3 separate regions of the Homo sapiens genome follow, and regions 2 and 3 are each linked to region 1. The links are chromatin loops, found by intact Hi-C in ENCODE. Cell type or tissue: MCF 10A. All regions are shown on one strand.

The links. Hi-C counts contacts between places; a loop is a spot of excess contacts. Peaks named below come from ENCODE experiments on the same cell type or tissue, not always from the same donor. Only the 100,000 strongest peaks of a DNase experiment are listed, where the experiment ranks them.
Region 2: a loop joins it to region 1, with 5 times the contacts of the local background. A loop is called at or near these places in 2 of 110 quality-filtered maps.
Region 3: a loop joins it to region 1, with 11 times the contacts of the local background. A loop is called at or near these places in 4 of 110 quality-filtered maps.

Annotation. Positions count from the first base shown.
Region 1 is chr6:133,564,581-133,572,580 of GRCh38, forward strand. It overlaps TARID (TCF21 antisense RNA inducing promoter demethylation), which reads right to left. Exons shown (of 9, transcript NR_109982.1): 5 at 3,610-3,668. Among named protein-coding and RNA genes, the nearest start is that of EYA4-AS2, 110 kb to the left of the region's middle. In MCF 10A, CTCF peaks have their summits at 4,471 and 4,678; DNase peaks (open chromatin) are centred at 4,491, 4,761 and 5,121.
Region 2 is chr6:133,895,954-133,903,953 of GRCh38, forward strand. No RefSeq gene overlaps it. Among named protein-coding and RNA genes, the nearest start is that of TCF21, 11 kb to the left of the region's middle. In MCF 10A, no CTCF peak of the experiment used is centred here; a DNase peak (open chromatin) is centred at 3,818.
Region 3 is chr6:133,810,068-133,818,067 of GRCh38, forward strand. The region is part of intron 2 of TARID (TCF21 antisense RNA inducing promoter demethylation); the gene reads right to left. Among named protein-coding and RNA genes, the nearest start is that of LINC01312, 7.1 kb to the right of the region's middle. In MCF 10A, a CTCF peak has its summit at 7,603; a DNase peak (open chromatin) is centred at 4,924.

The DNA.
Region 1 (8,000 bases):
AAGTGTTCTACAATGAGTAAGTTTCAGTTCCTTAAGATTATAATTTTTAGAATTTAATTCATAAAGCATCATTTTAATTATAAAAATAACTTTTGAATAATGTAAAATTCACAATTTAGGAATATATGAGTAACTAACAAGTATTATAAAAATGGAATAGTGCAAAGTCAAGTATAAAGAAGCTCTCAGATTTTAGTATGCCAAAAGATCCAAAATTATCTCATGCATTAAGTATTCCATAGCATTAAGCCTTAGAAAATCACTAGAATAATAATCCAGGCTTATAACTAAAATTCCACCAAGAGAGGATAGTTTATAATTCTTAATGAAACCAGTAACAAAATACAGTAACAACATAACAAATCCCAAAATAAATACAAATCTTTATCTAAATTAGCATTTTCTCTAACCATTTAACATACCTAGTCTAGATCAAAGACTCACAGCCTAAAGAGGGGTGGCAAAATTATTACAAATACTACAAATACATATGGTCATCTAACACTGTGTGTAATCTGAAAAATACCACACATATGCACTATTGTTTTCTAAATATATGTTGATGATATGGAGAATAGCAAAACACAATTATATTTAAAAGTTTTACCAAGTTCACATAGGTAATATATCTTCATGTTCCTAATCAATGTGTATTATGTGGGAATTCGGCTATGTTTTCAACACTGGATGTGTGCAACCTCTACAAAAAACAGTAAAAACCATATTTTGATACAATCCGGGAAATCAGTTATTAATTGAATATTATATGGGACCAAGAACAATTTTTAATTTTGTTAAGTGTTATGATGTCATTGTGGTTATGTTAAAACATTGTTATGTAGAGGTGAAATAATATAAGATTTGCTTTCAAATATTTCAGCAAAAAAAAAAGGAAAAAGTGATAGGCAAGCAAATATAAACTATTGATAGTTTTTGAATCTGAGTAATGGTTATATCAAGGTTATATGGTACTATTTACTCTACCTTATGAATGTTTATAATTGTTCTTTGATATTAGAAAACTTGAAACTGGGTCATTATACTGAAATCTTGGTGACTATTGAATTAGGTAACTTTTAAAAACATAGCAAATAATGTTTTAAGAAAAAGAAGTGGGAAAAACTGTTCAATATTTTTTTCTCAAAAGGGTTATCTCAATTTTTAAGGTACCTTTTAACCTGTTGGTAGCTCCTGTATTAATATCAAGATACAGTTCACATGACCAAGGAGCCAGGTTATCAAGAGTGTATATTCTACTCCTATACCTTGTGCATAGTCAATTTCTGGGCACAGAGCTAAACATTTCAAAACAGCAATAAAAGGAACAACCTTGGGTGATTCCTTTCATACTCCCCAAAGAAGATTAGGAAGGATAAGAATCATCACTAGGAAAGGGCTGAATGAGAATATATCTTATTCCTCAGGTATTAATAAAATATTGGTCTCAGAAACACAGGATTATAATTTTTGTAAGAAGTAAACCAACTTAGATAATTGTAACAAATCCCAGTAGGCAAAGGGTTTATAATTTTTGGAAGTAAAACTGCCCATTTAGAAAACTAGAATTGATTCTGTTCAAATAATTGTACCCACAGAGTAAGCACAGTCAACAAGTTTACCAAGATCAGACACCAGCACTCAGATAAACAATCTAAAAATATTCAATTCTGCTGGGGGATGGAGGGGAGAAGAAAGAAGCAAAGACAAAACTACAGGTATTTAATTTGAGTTTTACTATATTACAATTGTTACTTGTGCCTAATCAGAAATATATCTTGAGGTCTAAAAGTTTTAGAGTAATTATCATTTTTAAAATAAAAATGATAAAAATGGCTCTCCCAAAAAGCCATGAAGTGGCATCTATGATTTTCTACTTCACCCACCTAGATAACCCACCATCAGAAATCAGTCATCATTCTCACTGCTGACCACCAAACCTAGATTTTCCTCCAAAATATAGCACACCTGAGACTTATGGACAAAATGAACTTATAGCTTGAGTTACATGTTATAATATTCCAGGGTGCCTCTTTTTAATTCCATTTTGTATACTAAACTAAACACTATGGAACATTTTCCTAATTGGGGTATTGTTTCTTCTTATTTTTAATTTGTTTAAGCTCCTGACAGCCCATCTCAAACAGAAACTTAAAGGCTAGCCATGTAAGTGAATATAAATGAATTGACCTGGTCTCAGTTTATCTACAATTCATTTATTACAATGTACCTCAATCACTCATCAATTCATCCATTTACTCAGCAAAATATTGATAAATCACCTTTAAAAAACACCACAGGCACATCCTGTGCTAAGTACTAATAATACAAAAATAAATAAGAAGACATGGTCTCTGCTTTTAAGGGGCTCTAATAACAAATGAAAACAGTAGATACAAAAACAACTAACAAAACTCCAACAAGGGCTATAGTAGAGACATAAACAGAAGTGATTTCAGAGAACATAATGAGAATGTATTGTGAACTAGTTCATCTCAAATTAATTAAAATAATAATTGTAGGATTCTGGAATTGTGTATGGGTCTCCAAGCTACAAAGAGGGAGAGGATGTGCAGGTGGAGAAAAGCAGACTAATTTTCAAAATACTTTACTGCATCATTCAACCCAGTGTTCTGGGGATCTTTGGGCTCTGAACCAACTTGAATTGGGGATATGATTTTCATTTGCAGGATGTCAGTTTCCTATACAGTGGCATAGGCCATGAGCATGCCAAACCAAACAACAAACAAACAAACATAAAACACGGTGGGTGTGGAAACTTGGCTCTGTGAATTTCTTCCATACTTGCATTTATTAGGGCAGCTGCTCTTTCAGTCTCTGATTCACTTTGCTTCAGATCCCAGTCCCTTTTGGTTTTCTCTATTTGGATTTAATAACTGAGTCCTGGATCCTTTAATGCTAAATAATAGGCTGCATAGGGCACTGCCTCTGGTTATTACTTTGTCCATTACAACTATGCCCTAATACCAGGCCCAGGCCTGGGGATACTGCTGGCCACTTAACCCTTGGGGTAGAGGGAGGGAGATGCCACCCCATGACACTGCCACACCCAGAGCTTACACTTGGCATAGTTACACCTTTTCCAGCACTGACCACTCTCCCTGCATTTTGCATCCTCTCATTCCTGTTGCAATGTCCAGAGCCCTCATGATGCTTCCTTGCTCTCTGCTTCACATAATTCTTCATTCTCCCCAACCAGCGTTTTCTGAACAGTACCCAACATTCCAGACTTTTCCCACCCCCTCTTCCAGTTTCTGATCCTCATTTAAGTGAATGCCTCATCCTACCAAGGATTCAGTTTCTGCAGAGGAAAGTTGACTCATCTATAAGTCTCTAAGCAAATAGAAAATAAAATAAGTTTTAAAACAACAGATTGAAATCTCTGCCACCGAGGGCTCAACACGACCCTTTATGTAGCAGCGCGGGGCGCAGAAGGAATTCAGGGACCCTTTTCCCACTTGCAGTGACTTTTGATGCATGTGTTTCAGTAGCTTCTGGAGATGGGCTACGTGGAAATACAGAACGATTCTCAAGTAGATTTGAGACAACTCCGAGGAGTCTGAGAAATTTGGGGGAAGAATTTGAACTTGCCTGCAATTCCCAAGCAGTAGAGGAAGTTGGTCGGATGATTACTTGCAGGTTCGTGTTGTCTGTGAAAAAAACAAGTTTGATTAAATAATCAGCAAAACCTGGATAGTCAGAAAAGACTTGAGAGCAAGTGAGAAAATTCCAAGTATCCCCTCCATCTTTCTTTTAGTACCTAACACAGTACATGACACATAGAAGGAGCACCACAGATATCTGTTCGATTACACCCTGATTGCACTTACTGCTCTCTGAGGCCAAAAGATATAGGGTCGAACGTTTTGAGCAGAAAATAACTGGCTCAAGGCTGAGGAAAAACAACAGTAACACGAACCATAACAACAAAATCTACGCTGGGAGCGGTGGCTCACACCTGTAATCCCAGCACATTGGGAGACAGAGGCATGCGGATCACATGAGGCCAGGAGTTCGAGATTAGTCTGGCCAACATGGTGAAACCCTGTCTCTACTAAAAATACAAAAAAAAAAAAAAAAAAAAAATTTAGCTGGGCGTGGTGGCACACGCCTGTAATCCCAGCTACTGGGAAGACTGAGGCAGGAGAATCGCTTAAACCTGGGAAGCGGAGGTTACTGTGAGCCGAGATCGCGCATGGCACTCCAGCTTGGGCAACAGAGCGAAACTCCGTCTCAAAACAACAACAAAAACCTAAGGAGTGAGATAAGAATAAAGACGTTTCTTTATTCCTCATAAGAACCCCTCACCAGGTCCTTCCCTAGAAATAAGCTAATTATTGTTAAAATTTATTCAGTTAAAGGAAAAAACGCCATCAATCCTTTTCTTTCCTCCTTCCCTTCATTATTCAGGTTTCTGAAAGTCTTCCCACTGGCAATACCTCAGAAGGACACCAGAGGACGATGTATTTTAACTGTTCGGATTCTCTCTAAAACCCCATCTTTCTTTTTCAGAGTCTCAAATCTCAACTGACAAATTAACCTAAGAACTATTCCACGAAATAAAGTAGAAGCAGCATGCCTTGTAGAGAAGCCGTGGTATAATGTATTATACTTTAATATTAATATTGTATTTTACACAGAATTTCTGCGAACTGCATGAATACTGATGATTCCAAGCCTAAACAAGAGGGGGAGTACAATCACAACACTCTGGAGATTAGGTGCTTAAAGCTTTCGAAAACGGCAGCCCGCTTTGTTACTGTGGCCGGTTCCTGGCTGGGAACAGGCTCCTTTTCGGCACTACCTACTTGATACGTGTGATGTTGTCACAAACATCTAGAAAAAACATTAGTTCTCAGGAAAAGAATAACAGGAGACACGTATATTGCCATATGAAAACAAGTATACATACGTGTGTATGCATGTGTATATTTGTACAAATTATGACCCCCTCGAAAACCTATGATCAGTGTCTCAAATATTAACATTACAGATAGTATTCCATCATTCCTGACTGCAACTGACAGGAGTTTCACTGAGAAGTGAGGATCGGAGCTTTGGTGACTCAGCTCTTTGTAGTCACCCCAGCAGGGTGTGTCATATGAGGGCCACGGAGCATGCATCATCCTGAGGAAGGTGTTTAAAACCAGCTCCCCTCGATGAGACAATCTCAGCGCTCCCTCTAGCTAAACCTGGCCTTATTGCCCTAACTCTAGTACACCAGATTTAAATATGCTTCACATAAAATACATTTGTCAAAAAGTACTAGAAATTAAGCACTTAGAAGCAACATCCAACTTATTAATGAAACTATAATTTTTCCTCAATATCTCAGCAATGATGAAGTAAACTAACTTTAGGGTAGACGTTAAAGCGTTATTTGCCATACATTTTTGCAATTCTAGCCCTCTTTAAACCTACTTGCAGAAAGTTATTAGCCCCAATGTCCATAAAATCCTTCTAAAAGAAGCTAATTCTTCTTCCCCAGCACCCAAAGTTGTTTGTGTTTTCTGTGAAGATATATTTAATATTCAGAAATTACTCTGTGACTTGCAAAATACAACTGACTCAAAATATATAAGTAGTGGGAGGGATTCTAACCTATAAATAAAAACCTCTTAAGTCTCAAAACATTTTAAGTAATTTTAAAACATTTTAAAATTTTAGAAAATAATTTATTGAATTAAAATAGTCAGCAATTACTGGTTATTACTAACATGAGCAAAATCACTGACAATTCAACTAAATTAAATCTATGAAAATCTGGGATTTAAGAATAATGTATTTATAATTTCTACAGAGGACAAGCCATAAATATTTTAACTTGAGAGTCTCGCATATATACACATTGTGAGCTAAATTAATCAAAACACTTGCTTAAAAAATTAACTATGCTTGAGGTGTCATGGTAGAGATCATATTTTAATGTATCAGAAAGAGATTTGATGCTTGACTAATTTCATTTAAGTGCATATTTCTTGATTATCATCCAACATCCCAGAATCTTATTTCCCTCATCTGAACCAACAATTAGAAATAGAGCAAATATTATTAGACAACATCCATGAAAATATATTCAACTTCATTACCAAAGAAATGCAAATTACAATCTATATAAGAAAAATATAAAAATAATGAAGTATTTTTAAATCAATAAAATATATAGTTTTAATGAGCACATGATGAAACTAGTATATTCATACATTGCTAGTTTTAATAAATATTAAAGCAAGTCATTTTGTAAAACAATTTTGCAGCATAGTTCAAAATATAGGATTCCATTCATTCGGAAAATCCAGAAGTAATAACTGAGCACCTCCAATTCACCGATTTAGGGACTGGAAATGCAATGACCAGCGTAAAGTGACACACCATCCCCGTGCTCATATTGCTTGCTGTTCGGTATTATTTTAAATTGAAAGGAAATAGTTGTATGCAGGTGACTATTCTCTGATATTCTCTGAACATAATTTAAATGCCTAACAGTTGGAAAGGCAACAATTAAATTTTAGCTTATCAATATCCTGTAAAACTATATAACCAATAAAATGAGAATTATGAACAAAGCAATTAGAAAAATGTTTCTGACATAGTATTTGCTGAATGAAAAATAGGAATTGATAATGTGTCATGCATGTAAAAAATAACATGTATAGAAAAAGTCTGGAAAGGAACATTAGAAGAATTTGATGAATTCAATATTTTATATCATGTTCTCCATTACTTTTTGTCACAACAGTTTTATATAATCATTTGAAAGTATTAGTAACTGAGAAAAATAACGTCTTTTCTATAGTGGACATCATAAAACTTACTGTGGCTATCTCACACAATTGTAAATATCTAATGTGTTTCCTGAATTAAGTTTCATAAGAATTCTGTATAGTTTATGAAAAATTTAATTTTGATTGTTTTTTGGAAACCATTTAATCTGTGAGATAATTTTTTGCTACTTACATTAATCTAAACATACTTTATATATCATATCTTTCTATTATTCCCTTATTTGATATTATTAGTTTCCTGGGGCCAAATGAGTTTGGAAATGCTAAACTAATAATGTAAAAGTACTTTGAAACCTGTAAAATGCTTCGTAAATGAAAGATTCTATTATTGTAATGAATGGCTCCTTGATTCATCTTGTTGGGTTTTTTTTTTTTTGTTTCTACTAAGAGGGTTGCCTTAATAAGATTTTTATCTTGAAAAATCTTTCTTCTGTTCCTTCTCCTTATGAGTAAGAAAGATTGACTTTCCCGAAGGGATGTGAAGACATAGTTGGTTTATTGTGTTTAAAACACTTAGAGAAGACTGATAAAGTAAGCCCTTACACCATGAGAATGGTAAAATATCATGCTCACAGGGTGAGCCACACACATCACACACTGTGACATTGCCTGAACCTAGACAACACGGGAAAAGCCATTTTTCTGCAATTCCTGAGCAGAAACAGAACATCTGAAGTTAGAAGGAAGATGTGTGCAAGGTGGAGGGTGCAGTGGGATCACACAACCCCTATCTTCAGCGTTTCAGAATGAGAGAGAGGAATTTTAATTGAAGGGATAATGAAAGTTTTGTTTTCTATGTTTTCTGTTTATGTTGTATTTGTTTAGCTACTTCTTTTTTCCTACAATAAAAAGCTGAGGCAGGAGGTTACTAAGGATATGGGAAGTTGTGATTTGAGAGGAGAAGAACCCGCAGAGCTGACAAGGAGACCTGAGCAGACTGGAGAAGGAACTTAAAGGAGGAGACTCAACTCCTTAAGAACCACTAAAAACAACCCACATGACATAACTTGTCCTATGACTATAGAAGAAATTGAAGTTATAGTTTAAAACTATCTGAAAAAGAAACTCCTGGCCTACATGGTTACACCAATAGATTCTACTAAATATTTGTGAAGAAATACAATTCTGGGCTGGGCGCAGTGGCTCACGCCTGTAATCCCAGCACTTTGGGAAGCCAAGGCGGGTGGATCACCTGAG
Region 2 (8,000 bases), 330 kb after region 1:
GAAGTAGGCGAGACGGGGAAGGAGTTCTGAGCCTCAGTCCGCACAGCCTCCTTTCCGTCCCTTTCCGGGTGCAATCTCCGGGCCAGCGGGTGCGTGTCCCGCTGCAGATCCGCTGGCTCAGGGATGAGGCGCAGGGCAGGTTCTGGGTTACGTCCCCACACCGCGGGGAACCCAGGTGCGAGCGGGGCGCAGCTGGCCTGCCAACATCCTTTCTTAGCTTTGCATCCTTCGCTCCAAATGCTGGCTCTGCCCTTGGAAACTCGCTGGTTGCCAGCAGCATTCTTCAGAGTCCGCCGGGCTTCCTTCAGGCGTTTGGAGGAACACGCCTTTGATCTTTGGGTCTGGGCAGGCTGCGCGGGCCCACCCTCCTTCCAGTTCACCGAAAGATTAACCACCTCCAAGGACTATTTAAGAGCCCCTCTCAGGGCCGAACGGGGAGAAAGGGTGGGAAAAGGAGGAGAGAGCATCCCTTTAGAATGCCCCAGAGTGACGAGAACAGACTTCTCAAAAACAGTGTCAGGCGGTCTTTTGTACCCAGCACTCAGTGTAGTGCCTGACACCTCAATAAATGTTGAATCATGAATGAATCATTAACTCTTTGAGGCTATAAGATAGATAAGATAGAGAGTAATGGGGCAAAGTGACAATGGGCTGTTGTGGTTAAATTGAACTTGAACTTGAACCTCTTACCTTGAAGTCTGGGCGCACATTTGAGAAAAGAATAAAGCAAGTAGGTATGATGGGACTGGGTGAAATCAGGTGGTGGTGGATTGTTTGCAGCACTCACGAAATATGCTCTCTCCTTTTCCAGTAAAATATATTACTAGATGTTAATTTACATGGCCCGTAGACTAGAATCATTAGTTTAAAATGTGCTTTGATAATGAAAATGATTTGAGACACTAAGCAGATTACATGACCTTATTTTAAAATTAATCCAGTTGGTGATGAGGAAGTAATGTATTGCTTTTCACAGATGTAGGTGAGACACTGGTATAGTGGAAAGAGCTTTTGACTGAGTTCTTGGACAAGATACTAGACCTTTCAGGACCTTGGTTCTTCCATCTCTTTAAAATGAGTATAATAATGACTACTTTTGTGAGATAATGTGTAATTGGACAATGCCTGGAACATAATAGACACTAGTTAATATTGGGTTCAAGCGATTCTTCTGCCTCAGTCTCCCAAGTAGCTGGGATTATAGGCATCCACTACCATGCCCAGCTCATTTTTGTATTTTTAGTAGAAACGCGGTTTCACCATGTTGGCCAGGCTGGTCTCGAACTCCTGACCTCAGGTGATCCACCCGCTCGGCCTCCCAAAGTGCTGGGATTACAGGTTTGAGCCACTGCACCTAGTCTTTTTTTTTTTTCTTAACAATCATACTTTTCCTCCCTAAAAGAAAAACTCTCCCTTTCTGTACAGTCACAACACTTCTGACACCAAATGTGTGGAGTTTTCCCACATACAAATGGATTCTCCAATTCTCTATGGACACCAACTGGGTGTCCTACAATTCAATTCTGATGCTAACTCCTTGCTAATTTGCTATAACAGCTCACAAACACTTATTTACAGTTACTAGTTTATTATAAAGGATATCACAAAGGACACAGATGAACTAGTTTATTATTTACAGTTACTAGTTTATTACAAAGAATAGCTTATTATAAAGGATATTGCAACAGATACAGATGAATAGCCAGATGAAGAAGTATATAGAGCAAGGTTTTAAAGGGTCCTGAGCATGAGATCTTCTGTTCCCATGGAGGCAGAGTGTCCCACCCTCCCAGTAAGCGGATGTGTTCACCAACCCAAAAGCACTCTGAGCCTTGTTGTTTAGGGGTTTTGTGGAGATCCCATTACATAGTCATGATTGATTAAACAATTGGCCATAAGGGATTGAACTCAAATTTCCAGCCCCTTTTCCCTCCCTGGAGGTGAAGTGGGGCTGAAAATGCTGACCCTCTAATCACAAGGCTGGTTCCTCAGGCAACCAGTTGCTATACCTTAGCTGTCTATGGACCATGCAGTGATTCCAGCCACCAGCCATCTCATTAGCATGCAAAAAAAAAAAAAAAAAATTCTTATCACTCAGGAGATTCCAAGAGTCTTAGAAGCTCTTGTGCCAAGAACCGGGACAGAGACCAAATCTATATTTTATATTATATCACCAAATAATATTCCCCTTGAATGAAAGCAATCTAAGACATCTCTAAACCCAGGAGAATTTTTTAAAACTAACTGGGTCATATAGTTACAAGTAATAAAAATCCATACAAACTAGCTCCAATAAAAAGGGGAATTAGGTATTGTAAAGATAGTCCAGAGAATCTGGCTGACATCTCCTGGCAGAAAATAAATTGTAACAAGGAATTAGGGAATATCCCCTGGGAAACTGAAAAGTTAGGAGTGAAACTCTCTCCTCTCTGGAGCTGGAGCTCTCTGGGCCCTTGTCTCTGTTTTCTCTGCCAGTCTTCTGCATTTTGTCCTCTGCAACCTAATTTTCTGTGCTGGCTCACTTTCAACTGCTTCTGAACTATCGATTTCACATAGGTTTGGTTTATTAAGTTGCTGACTATGGCCCCAATTCTGCAAGAACTGAATTCAGTTGCAAACTCCACTATCCAAAGCTTACATCTCCATATCTTTTGAATTTGAATTTTCAAGATAGAGACCACTACTGACTTCATCTAGAGGCTGTGGTTAGATTCTCCAGGCAGTTGTATGCCTCTTATCCCATCAGCTGTAGTTGGCTGGAGATGGGTTGGCTGTTGGCTGGGGCAGCTTTTTGCAATGGAGGCTTTGAATGCAACAAGAATCCCAAATCGGTTTGCTACAAACATAATACAATGCCATAAGGCCTGGGGTGTCTACATATGGACCACCTGGGTTTATTCTGCTACTCCAATGGGGAGCAACATGTTTTTGGAAAAAGGTCATGTTCTCAGGTCTTATTGTGTCTATGATGTGGGGAAGGAGCAGAGATAACAACAAAACAAATTCATATAACCTAAATGATCTACTTTATGGACTAGAACAATCTTATTGAGGAAATCACTAGCACTTTTTAGCCAGTAAAATGTTATTGTAAGGCACATTTAAGAAATAACAGCACAGACTAAGATTTCTTAATTTTTTTCATCCATTTGCATTCATGAAGCACATTTATAGAGGCTATCATATTTCATCTTCAAAACAACCCTGACCCAGAGGTATTATTATCCTCACTTTTTTTTATAGGGCAACTGAAACTCAGAGATGGAAAATAAATTGCCAAGAGCTATATAGTGAAAAAGTGGCAGAAAGCTGAGTATAGAATTCTTTTATTTTGTTGAAACTACCTTGAATGTAGGAGGGTCCCAGAATAAAAGAAATTTTAAAAACTGTAGCCATACAAAGGAAAGAAATACTTCCAATAAAAGCATGACATTAAGCCTTTTTAAAATTAGAATTTGTATTTTATACTTACTTAAGGATCTCTTTTAGACTTATTTATAACTTTATTTTAATCCTATATTGCCATTAAGGATACATAAAAGGAAATTATAAGCAAAATAAACTAGTTAAAATATTCCAAAAATTATTTTATATTCAGAGCCTAATTCATTCTGAATCATTTAGTCAATCCCAGTCATGAAAGTCTTGTGACTTTTTATTATGTAACAGTTTTTGTCATAAAAGAAACCATCCTGAAACCCAGTGGCTTAAAAGCAATAAGCTTTAGTTGTTACTCAGGAATCTGAGTTAGTTAAGAGGCTCTGCTGATCTGAGCTGAGCTCTACTGTTCTTGCTGGGGCTTGCCCATACATTTTTGGCTGGCTGTCTATTTGGCTAGGAGCTAGCTGGTCAAGAACAGCCTCACTCACATGCCTGGTGGCTGGCCAGTTATTGGCTAGGGTATGAGGAAAACCAAACCATGCATTTTTTTTTTTTTTTTTTTTAGACAGGGTCTGCCTCTGTCACCCAGGCTGGAGTGTAGTGACACAATCTTGGCCCACTGCAACCTCCACCTCCTGTGCTCAAGCAATCCTCCCACCTCAGCCTCCCAAGTAGCTGGGACTACAGGTGCATACCACCACACCCAGCTTTTTTTCTTTTTTAGTAGAGACAGGGTTTCACCATGTTGCCCAGGCTGGTCTCGAACTCCCGACCTCAAGCAACTCACCTAGCTTGGCCTCCCAAAGTGCTGGGATTACAGGTGTGAGCCACTGGGTCCAGCTAAACCATGCATCTCTAATCATCCCATAGGCTAGTTTGTTCTTGTAGCAACTAGGGAGGGAACAGAAAGTCATAAGGCCTGTTGGACCTAGGTTTACAACAGGTATAGTGCCACTTCTGCTGTGTTCTATTGGCTAAAGCCAGTCACAAGGGCATCCCAGATTCAAGAGATAGGGAAATAAATTTTACCTCTCAATGGGAGAAACTACAAATGCACTTTGCTTAGAACATGTAGACTGTGTACGTGTGGAAATTTAGAACTATTTTTATAATTAATCTACCACACAAAAGTTTTTTTAAAAAAATTCTTTGGCCCTTCTGAATAATTTTCCACTTTGAAAGGTCAATATCTAGTGATTTACCACCCAATTTTATCTTCTGGTTTATTAAGAACATTTCTTAGAAGAGTTCTCTGTTATCTCTGTAATTTTCTTCCAAGCAACTGATACCCATTCTATAGTTTTAATATTGACTCTTTCTTGATATTTTTGGCAGGGAGCATAATGAAAATAGCAACATAAATTAGTCACACCAAGCTTTCTTTTACTTATTCTTACAAATTTGGAGGTTTCCCTAACCCTAGTTGCATTGTTTGGCCTGTGTAGTGGGCTAAATGGTGGCCTCAAAGAAATCAGATTCTAATTCCTGGAAACCGTAAATATTACCTTAATTGGAAGAAGGGTCTTTGCAGATATGATTAACGATTTTGAGATGGAGAGATTATCCTTGGTTGTTTGGGTAGGCCCTAAATGCCATCACAAGTGTCCTTATAAGAGAAAGGGAGAGGGGGATTTGATGCACAGAAGAGAAAATGGTGATGTGAAGACAGAAGTAGAGATTTAAATGATGCAGCCACAAACAAAGGAAGAGTAGCAGCCACCAGAAACCAGAAGAGGCAAGGAAGAGATTGTCCCCTAAAGCCTCCAAGGGAACATGGCTCCGCCTACACCTTGATTTCAACCCAACAAAACTGTCATTGAACTTCCAGCCTCCAGAACTAAGAGAAGAGTAAATTATTGTCAGCTGAAGGCACCAAGTTTGTGGAAATTTATTAAGGCAGCCACAGGAAACTAATACAGCCTGTGTTAGGCAATCCTTTGCATGTATCTCAGTAACCAAATATCACAGGATCATCTACTTATTGTTTACTTTTTTTCTTATGCCCCAAAAAGCACTTTGATGTTAATTTGTAAGAAAATATGGAATTATGGATATTCTTCCAATGGCAAATGCCTTTGTTACTACACATTGATTCTCTATTTCCATTACTTTCTATGCATAAAATAACATTTTTTCAATATGGAATCAGAGCATAATCTTTGTAAAGACATTCTTCAACTGCAGTTGAATCCATTATAGCTCCGACAATACAAATTGTTGAAACAAAGAGACCAATGTTAAGATGCATCCTGATTTTAGAAATGTGAAAATGGGCCAGGCGTGGTAATTCACATCTATAATCTCTGTACTCTGGGAGGCCAAGGCGGGTGGATCACTTGAAGTCAGGAGTTCGAGTCCAGCCTGCCCAACATGATAAAACCCCATCTCTACTAAAAATACAAAAATTAGCCAGGTGTGGTGGTGTGTGACTGTAATCCCAGCTACTCCAGAGGCTGAGGCAGCAGAATCACTTGAACTCAGGAGGCAGAGGCTGCAGTGGGCTGAGATTGTGCCACTGCATTCCAGCCTAGGTGGCAGAGAGAGACTCCATCTCAAAAAAAAAAAAAAAAAAAAAAGTGAAAATTTGGGGAGAAAATGCATCTTAGAATGATGATATATAGTAACTCATTTCACTCTGAGCTGGACTCTACTGTTCTTGCTGGGGCTTGCTCTTATATCTGTGGCTGCCTGGCTATATGCATCATCATTGAGTGTCCACCGTATGCATGACCCTGTGCTACACATTGGAAATAGCTGAATTAGAGGACACGTTCCTGACTTCCAGCTTGAGTATTCCTCAGAAGACCCAATCACTTTTCTGCAAGGACCTGGCAGGGGAGGGCAATCTTGTGTTCTGAAAACTGCCAGCTGTGCCAGTTTCCACAAGGGTCAGCTACCAGGACATGCTGGCTGCCCCTGCCGTACTCTACCACTAGGCTACTGACACCTCAGCCTGCCATTCATGTAGCTAGCCCAAAATGGAGCACTCCCACCTGCCTCTATCCCAGACTAACCAATTAACCAATGGTGGGCAAGTATCTGAAGAAGTGATTCCAAAAGATCCCTCCCTGTATCTAAGGTAGTTGTCCTGGAGGTTTTTATTTTCCCAAGGCTGAAATTGGACTCTGGCCATTTGGAGATGAGCTATATACGGTGGGCCATCATTCTGCTACATGGATATGGGCAGCCATCTTGTAAATATGTACTTTTGGTCCTAAGTGAAAAAATTTTTAAATATGATAGATGTGTTCACAGAAACTTACCTCCACTACTGGAAAATCAACTCAAAAACTATGAATGATAGACCATCAGAGTGATAGCTGAGCTAATTTTTCATTCCCCACCTCCCAAGGCCCTCTGCATCATCTTAGGGACCATCCCCTCAAACAGTTCATCAATTTTCCAAACCTTTTTGTCTCTAGAACCTGTCTTTTGCTTTTTCTTCTCTTTTGAATCTTATACATTAACTCATAAATTATATGATACTGAATTCCACTATCCTTCTCAATATTTCATATCAGGTACATTCAAATGTATTAGAATAAGTTTTTTAAAAAGTAATATTTCCTTTTTTGGGGGGGGGGGACGGGGTCTCACTTTGTCACCCAGGCTGGAGTGCAGTGGCGCGATCTTGGCTCCCTACAGCCTCTATGTCCTGGGCTCAAGCGATCCTCACACCTCAGCCACCCAAGTGGCTAGGACTACTGTGTGCTACCTTGCCTGGCTAATTTTTTAATATTATTTATAGAGACAGCGTTTCTCCATGTTACCCAGGCTGTTCTCAAACTCCTGAGCTCAAGCGATCAGCCCACCTTGGCCTCCCAAAGTGCTAGAATTACTGGCGTGACCCATAACACCAACCAAAAAGTGGTATTTTCAAAAGCTCATAGATAGACTTGAGCTTGGATGCTCTGCCATCTAGCTGCTCTGACCCCAAGCAAATCCTTTAATGGAAGCTGATCATAATCCCAAAAGACACAATCCCAAATGCTATAAACCTGAATGTTGGAATCCCAAAAGATCAGAATCTCAAAAATATAATTCTGAAAAAAAAATTTAATTTTTTAAAAGATTTTTATTTATACTTTAAAAAGGGGATTTACTTGAGAAGCATAAAAATGCAACAGAAGGCTTCATAGGCCACTTTACATAATAAAATAAGCCATAATAATGTATATATTTTTGCAAACATAGGCACTCAGGCATACTAGTGACAGTCACATGGACAAAACAGTTATGAGCAGACAAATTGTATTCACAAGGAAGTAGGTCAGAAAAGGAAATGGATCAATGCATATCACTATGGTTGGTAGTTGAGTGTACCCAACTTTATAACTCTGGCCATCTGAAATACCATGATGAACAACCATAACCTTCTGATAAGATCAATTGAAAACCTCAATGGGTCACCACCACATATACAGTTACCCTAAGAGCTGAGATCTTGAGAAATCTTACCTTTCACAAATGCAGATGTACAAAAGAACATCTATTCATTTATTGAAGAAGTTTTAACATTTTTATGTACATGCACAATGCTTACACACAAAGGCAACATTCTGATAATGCATCTTCATGGAGTCAAATTTGCAAAACATGCATAAAACAAATTAGAATGC
Region 3 (8,000 bases), 250 kb after region 1:
AGAAATAATCAGTGTCTCCTTTACTCGACCTAAATCATATATATCCTGAACCATGGAGTGACCAAGTTCCTCTTTCTGGACTACAGGAAGAAAGAAGCACATATATGAATTCCATGAACTTATCCTCCTAATAAATCCCACTTTTTTTCTCAAACCAGAGCTGCCGAGATTTTATTATTTGTAACTAAAATCCCAAATAATGTATCTGATAATCCCCTAAACTCATCTACTCATCTTCATCACTTCATCCTCAACCCTTGAGCAGAACTTCCAAAATTCATTTAGGTAGATGACTATGAGCAGACAATAAAAATTCACTTACTATAAACTGTGAGAATTTTTAAATTGAAAATACTACAGATGAATTTGTGGTAAAGAATTTAGCCTTGCCCAAAGAGAGGTCTGGCCTTGTCCATGGCTACTTGGAAGGAATCTCTGAGCTCCTGGAATGTCATGCTCAATAGGAGTGTCTTTGTTTGCCTGGCAGACTTGAATCACATTGGATAGCCTGACAATTTGATTTAGAGTGGGGGCTGGAAACACCAGGTAGCCTTATTAGGCTACTGATTGAGTTAATAATAACAATGTCATTAGGGTGGGGACTTTGGGTCATATGGTATCGATTGACCTCTGGAGAGACAGGAGACTAAGATCAGCTATATGAGCAATCAGTCATGCCTATAGGATGAAGCCCCAATAAAAACTCTGGACATCAGGTAAACCTCCCTGACTGGCAGTATTCCATGCATAGTCACTCATTGACACTAGTGAAATAATGCTGTCCTGAGTCAACCACAGGGGACAACTGGAAGCTCCCTCTTTGATGTACTCCTATACATTCCCTATGTGTCTCTTCCTTTGGCTGATTTTAATCTGTTTCTTTTCCCTTCCAAAAACTATAACTGTGAGCATAACAGCTTTTAGTGAGTTCTGTGAGCCCTTTTCACAAGTTATCAAACCTGAAGTGGTTTTGGGAATCCCCTGAATTTGCAACTGGTATCAGAAATAAGGCTGGCCTTGTGTGCACTGATCCCTCTAACTTCACAGTTAACTTACACAATGGATGACCCTACTTTACTAGACAAAGCAAGCTGTTTTCTATCACTTCTTTTAAAGACTAAGAATAGTCCTCAAGTCTATTGGCAGTCTAGAGATCCAGAAGACTGCATTTTACGCATGCTTCTACAATTGACTTGATAACTGTGTTCACCGAATGTGTTACATTTCTCTCTGACCTTCTTGACTATAATGTTCTTGAAGACAGAAACTATGTCTTCGTACTCATTTCAGCTCTAGTTCCTAGCATAATACAGATACGTAGGTGGCATTTAAAAATGCCAAATGGCCTGTGGATGGATGACTAGAAGGAAGAAAGAATGGATAAGTGGATATATAGATGAGTGGTTGGTTTCATATCAAAATCTTCTAGAGTTACAGTTAGATGTACAATGACCCAGTGAAATTCCTGTGAGGATCAGAATAAGAGCTCTCCTCTTTTACTTTGATAGCCAGGTTTATAGAGGAGCTTACCAGGGAGTATTAGGGAAAGCCTGCCCTATAGTTCTGTGTTTTCCCAGGTTCAGAACCAACCTGAATAGTGTGAGAAAAGTGAGAATTGAAACCAAAATCACTTCATGGACACCATCCCCAGGCATACCCGTAAAGAGATAATTCAGTCCTGGACTTTCAGGAAAATGCCTAAGTCAGCATTGAAAAACATTTGCGTTGATTTTTTTAAAGCCCTGATATGTAACTATTTTCATTATTACTTCCACTAGCTCCCATTAATTTGCTGAATATGTCATACATTCTTATTTACTTCTCATGACAACCCAATGGCTTCAATATTATTAGTCCTGCCCTTAAGGAGCGTATACCCCAACATGGGAGGAGAAGAGGGTGCACAGAGGATGGTTCAATGCAAGCTGTGGAAAAGGCTGAGCAGCAGGAGAAAGCATCACAGGGCTCCTTAAAGGTCCCTGGTTAATGTGGTCAGGGAAGAGTTTCTAAAGGGAATGGTATAGAAACTCATGCTTGAAGACAGGGCAAGGGGTGGCCAGGTGCAGTGGCTCATGCCTGTAATCCCAGCACTTTAGGAGGCTGAAGTGGGCGGATCACCCAAGGTCAAGAGTTTGAGACCAGCTTGGCCATGATGGCGAAACCCCATCTCTACTAAAAAGTACAAAAATTAGCTGGGTGTGGTGGTGTATGCCTGTAATCCCAGCTACTCAGGAGGCTGAAGCAGGAGAATCACTTGCACCCAGGAGACGGAGGTTGCAGTGAGCTGAGATTGCGCCATTGCACTCCAGCCTGGGCGACAAGAGCAAAACAGAAAGGAAGGAAGGAAGGAAGGAGAGAAGGGGAGGAAAGGGGAGGGAAGGGGAGGGAAGAGGAGGGAAGGGGAGGGAAGGGGAGGGAAGAGGAGGGAAGGGGAGGGAAGGGGAGGGAAGAGGAGGGAAGGGGAGGGAAGGGGAGGGAAGGGGAGGGAAGGGGAGGGAAGGGGAGGGAAGGGGAGGGAGGGAGGGAGGAAAAAATAAAAGAAAAGAAAGAAATTAGGGGTATTTGGGCAATGTACTCCTTTTTTCCTATAAAGGAATGCCTGAGACTGAGTAATTTCTAGGGAAAAGAGGTTTCTTTGGCTCACGGTTCTGAAGGCTGTACAAGCATGGCACCCACAACTACTCAGCTTCTAGTGAGACCTCAGGAAGCTTTTACTCATGGCAGAAAATGAAGAAGGAACAGGCGTGTCACATGGCAAAATAGGGAGCAAGAGAGAGAGAGAGGAGGAGGTGCCAGGCTCCTTTAACAACCAGATCTCATGTGAACTAATAAAGCAAGAACTCACTCATTACCAAAAGGGTGGCAGGGATCTGTCCCCACGACCCAAACACCTCCCACTAGGCCACCTCCAACATTGAAGATCACATTTTAACATGAGATTTGGAGGGGACAAATATCCAAACCATATCAGGCAGAATAAGCAGAATGAAGAGAATCAATATAAAACAGAGCATATTAGCCCAGTTTGGATGAAGTATACAAGTGAACATTTTGAGCCAGCTCTCTTTCTCTCAGTAGCTATGTAATTCTCGCTTTCCTGAGCCAAACTTTTCTCCAAATATCTATATTTATAAAAATAACACCTAGCTCAGGCAGTTGTTATGTGGATTAAATAAGGAAATAACAGAGTGGTGCAGACTCAATAAATACATGTTGTCTTTTGTTAATGGTGTAGTCATAGGAGTTCTCAACCAGGGACAGTCTTCTTCCCTTCTCCAAAATTTGTGGACATGTTTATTATTTTATAATGCCCAGAGAGTTCTCCTGGCACTTAGTGGATGGGCTCAGCGTGGCTAAATGCTCTATAATTCCTGGGACATTATGGTTCAACCAATAATATTCCCTCCCAAAGGCCAATATTGTTTGCATTAAGAAACATGGGTAAGAATAATAGAAGAAAAAGCTGGAGACATAAAATGAGACTAGGTTACAGTAAACTTTGAATACAAGGCTACAGAGTTCACTTTGATAGATAAGGAGAAGCCACTGAACTTAAGCAGGAAGTAATAACACCAATGCTTTCAGAAGGCTAATATAACAGGGGCTGGCAGCATAGACTGAAAGTGAGGGAGGCTGGTGGGAATGTTATAAGTTAGCAGGTGCTCACCATTGCCCCTGCATGAAGCACTAGAGGATTGCAGTGAACCGAGATCATGCCACTGCACACCAGTTTGGGAAACAGAGCAAGACTCTGTCTCAAAAAATATACATATAAAATGAAAATTTAAAATAAAAAGTCTGTGAGGACAGAGAATATATTCATCTCCTGCACTTTATCTTCATCACCTTCTATGGTATCTGGCACCTAACTAGTATGCAACATTTGCCAAATAAAGATATAGCTGAAGCTATAATTGTGAAAAAAGTTATCTCGAAAATAACTATTTAAAAAAAGATGTGAAAGAAAAGTATATTTCAACAATAAAAAATTATTACTTATTATTATTATTGCTGTTGCTACCATTTGCAGAGTACCTGTTACCTAATCTTCACAACCACACTGCAAGGTTGTAGATCTTATTAACCATAGTTTAAATAGGAGAGAAATTGTACCTCTAAACTTTACACTACTAAAAAAATTCAGGACTAGCATTTAGCCCCCAACCTTTTGACTCCCTATTCCAAAATCTTTCTAGAACATTAAATTCTCTTCAGTGAGGGAGGGATGAGGAACCCTGACTATTGTGTTGCAACCTAGAAAGAGAGAGAACACATCAAACAGTTACAGAGATAAGTCAGGTGGCTTGGCAGGTTTAGCTTTCTAGGGTTACTTTGGCAAATGAGCAGATCTGCCTGAGAATCTAAACCACCCCATATACAGCCTGCATTGAATGTCAACTTAGTTGCTTCATTCAAGGAGCCTTCCCAAGAGAGATCCCAGCTGTTGCTGCTCGCCTTAGCTTGGCCACTATCTTGCCTTAACTTTGGCTGTTCTGTTTCTGATTGAAACTTCTGGCATACAATGGCCTATTACCTGTCTACCTTCTTCAGCAGCTGCCTCTGCTGATGTCACATAAATGCCATGTACCTTTCAACAAAGAAGAAGATGAGTGCCTCATCAACTTAGGCTTTTGCCCATACTTCTAAGGTTCACTATGTGAGACCTCTAGAAAGTTTCCTATTGATTTTAGCTTCTAAAAATCTCTTGAACCTCTGTACTTATCACTTACTCTCCACTGCTACTATTGACAACTCTCCCCTGCACCATTTTAATAGCCCCTAATATGGTTTGGCTATGCCCCACCCAAATCTCATCTTGAATTATAATCCCCATAATCCCTAGGTGTCATAGGAGGGACCCAGTGGGAGGTAACTGAATCATGGGGGCGGCTTCCCCCATTGTGTAATTGTGATAGTGAGTGAGTCATTACAAGATCTGATGGTTTCATAAGCATCTGGCATTTCCTCTGCTTGCTGGCATTCATTCTCTCTCCTGCCATCCTCTGAAGAGGTGCCTTCCACCATGATTGTAAGTTTCCTGAGCTCTCCCCAGCCATGTGGAATTGTGAGTCTTTATACTGTGAGTTATAAAGAAAAACCTCTTTTCTTTATACATTACCAAGTCTCAAGTATTTCATCATAACAGCATGAGAATGGACTAATACAACTCCTCATCTGGCTTTCTCTCATCCACACCTATCTCCCTCTCTAATTTATCCTCCACAATATAGCCAGAGTAATTCTTTTTAAATGCTCATATGGTCTTTCTCCCTTTTTTCTTAAAATACCTTAAAAACTTACTTTGGGCTTAACATAAAATCAAAATGTTCAGCACGGTTTCAGATCCAACAAGATCCAGACCTGGCTGAACTCAGGGGACACAGACTCCCTCACCTTCTGTGCCCTGGGCACATTAGTCTTCCTTCAGGTCCTCACAGATGCTGTGCTCCTCATGCCAGGACCATGGTACACGTTGTCCTGGCTCACTGTGTGCCTGGTTGACTCCTACTCATCCTTTGCATCACAGCTCAAGGGTTACTTCTTCACAAGGTTCTTCCCAATTCTTCAGCCTCAGTCAGGTCTCTCAAGACTCCCAACTTATTTCCCTCATCATACAGATCCCAATCTGTGATTACATAGTTTTGTGTGATTATTTCTAATTAATGTCTAATTCCTCCACTATTATATTATCAGTACCAGTACAGTGCCAGCTGACACTCAATGAGTATTTGTTGAATGAGTAAATGAATGAGTTTACAATTTCAGAAAATAGAATGTGTTACCTTAGAAGAAAATCCACACTATGTGGAATGCTTCGAAAAGGACATGCAGTTTTGAATGATTTCATAATATTACTTTGTTTTCTACTCCATGAGTAATTTCATGTTAAGTAAAAATATTCTGTGGTTGAAAACTCAATAAATTAGTATGATTTACAATAGGAACAACAAAAATTTAACTTTCTAGTATTGATGAGGTTCTTTTCTGAGTATATAACTTTAAGCTGATTTCTATTTATTAGTAAAAAGATGATATTTTAATGTGCTTTTCTGCTTATCTAGATTTACAATATTTAAAAATCTTTGCTCTTCAAGTTTCATTTTTTCCTTTAAGGATTTTCAATCAAAAAGTTTAGTAATGAAGCATATATACAGTTCATGAACATGAACATATTTTAAGACTTTTGGGAAACACTCAAAACAAAAGCTATTTTGAGAATTAGGAAATAGCTTGTCTGAATATTGCCAAGTGCATTTGGAATAACCTTTTTGTGGGATGCAATAAAAAAGAAAGACGAAAACTTCAACATTCTCAGTTCAAGGTTACAAGGGAATGTGAACAAAAAGTGTTTCTCATTCTGTTAACACTTGGACACACAGAACATAAAAACAGTGTCTTCTTTCATTTAAAAAAATTTGAAACACACACAGGGAAACTTTGACCTTCTTGCCTTTTAGCTTCTCTGAGAGAGTTCTGCATAAATTTTGACCCCTTTTTCTCCTGTCCAACTTTTTACTGTGTATTTAATGAGCTTTGGATACCTATGCATCCCAATATATCCATAATGAGTTGGCAGTGGGAGAGGAAGAACAGGCCTGCAGATGCTGCTTCTATAATGGACAATGCTGTTGTAATGTCAGGACTTCCCTCTCAGCTGCAAACTGAAGGAGAAGGAAAATGTTTCATTCATGACACATTAAACACAAATACCATTTTTATTTGTTTGTTTGATTGTTTTTATTTTTGTAGAGACAGGGTTTCACTATGTTGCCCAAGCTAATCTTGAACTTCCGTTCTAAAGCGATCTTCCAGCCTCAGTTTCCTAAAGTGCTGGGATCACAACTGTAAGCCACCATGCCTGGCCAAAATACCCTTTTTAAAAATAGAAGGGTGCTGGCAGAGTCAGACCAAACAATTTGTCAGGGCAACAGCAAATTTTTAGGCAAAGATGACTCCAGCTCTTAAGAATTAGGAACCTGGCCAGGCGCGGTGGCTCACGCCTGTAATCCCAGCACTTTGGGAGGCCGAGGCTGGCGGATCATGAGGTCAGGAGATTGAGACCATCCTGGCTAACACGGTGAAACCCCGTCTCTACTAAAAAAGTACAAAAAATTAGCCCGGTGTGGTGGCGGATGCCTACAGTGCCAGCTACTCGGGGGAGGCTGAGGCAGGAGAATGGCGTGAACCCAGGAAGCGGAGCTTGCAGTGAGCCAAGATCGCGCCACTGCACTCCAGCACGGGCAACAGTGCAAGACTCCGTCTCAAAAAAAGAAAAAGAAAAAGAAAAAGAATTAGGAACCTTATTCTGAACATCTGTATCTTAATCAAATGTTTTGCTCCATAATTAAAAACTCAGAGCCTCAGGTACTATTTTGTTCCTATGCAATCTGCCAGCTAATGTAATAGTGTTATAAGAATTTTAAATAAGTAGATAAAATAAATTAAGGATTTAAAATAAAATAAAAATGTGTTTCAGGAGTGATTGCAGAGAGAAAGAACGTTACACAGTCTGGACCCCAGACCCAAAGGGAATTTAGAGTTTAAACCAAACATAGTGTGGCTGGCGCCCCTACTGGACAAGTGAGGCACTGCACATGCAGCGGGTTGGGCCTGGGTAATACCTACCTACCTGGAGAAGTAAAAATTCTCGCATGCCAGTGGCGTGCGTCTGAAGTCCCAGCTACTCCAGAGGCTGAGACGGAAGGACAGCTTGAGTCTGGGAGATGGAGGCTGAAGTGAGCCGAGAGTCCCCCACTGTGCTCCAGCCTGGGCGACAGAGTGAGACACTGTCTCAAAAAAAAAAAAAAATGCCAGGACCTGGGCCCTAGAGTCAGGGTATTTCCTAGAACCACAGTGCCAGTATGGTGCAGTAGAACAGAACAGTTGCAGAGGGGAGAACTGAGAGTGAAGAAGAAATCCAAAAATTGTTACTATGTACTGGATTAAAAGGAATTATCCTGTGAAAGCAAAGACTCCCAGCTTGTGTCTGTCTTGGAGCC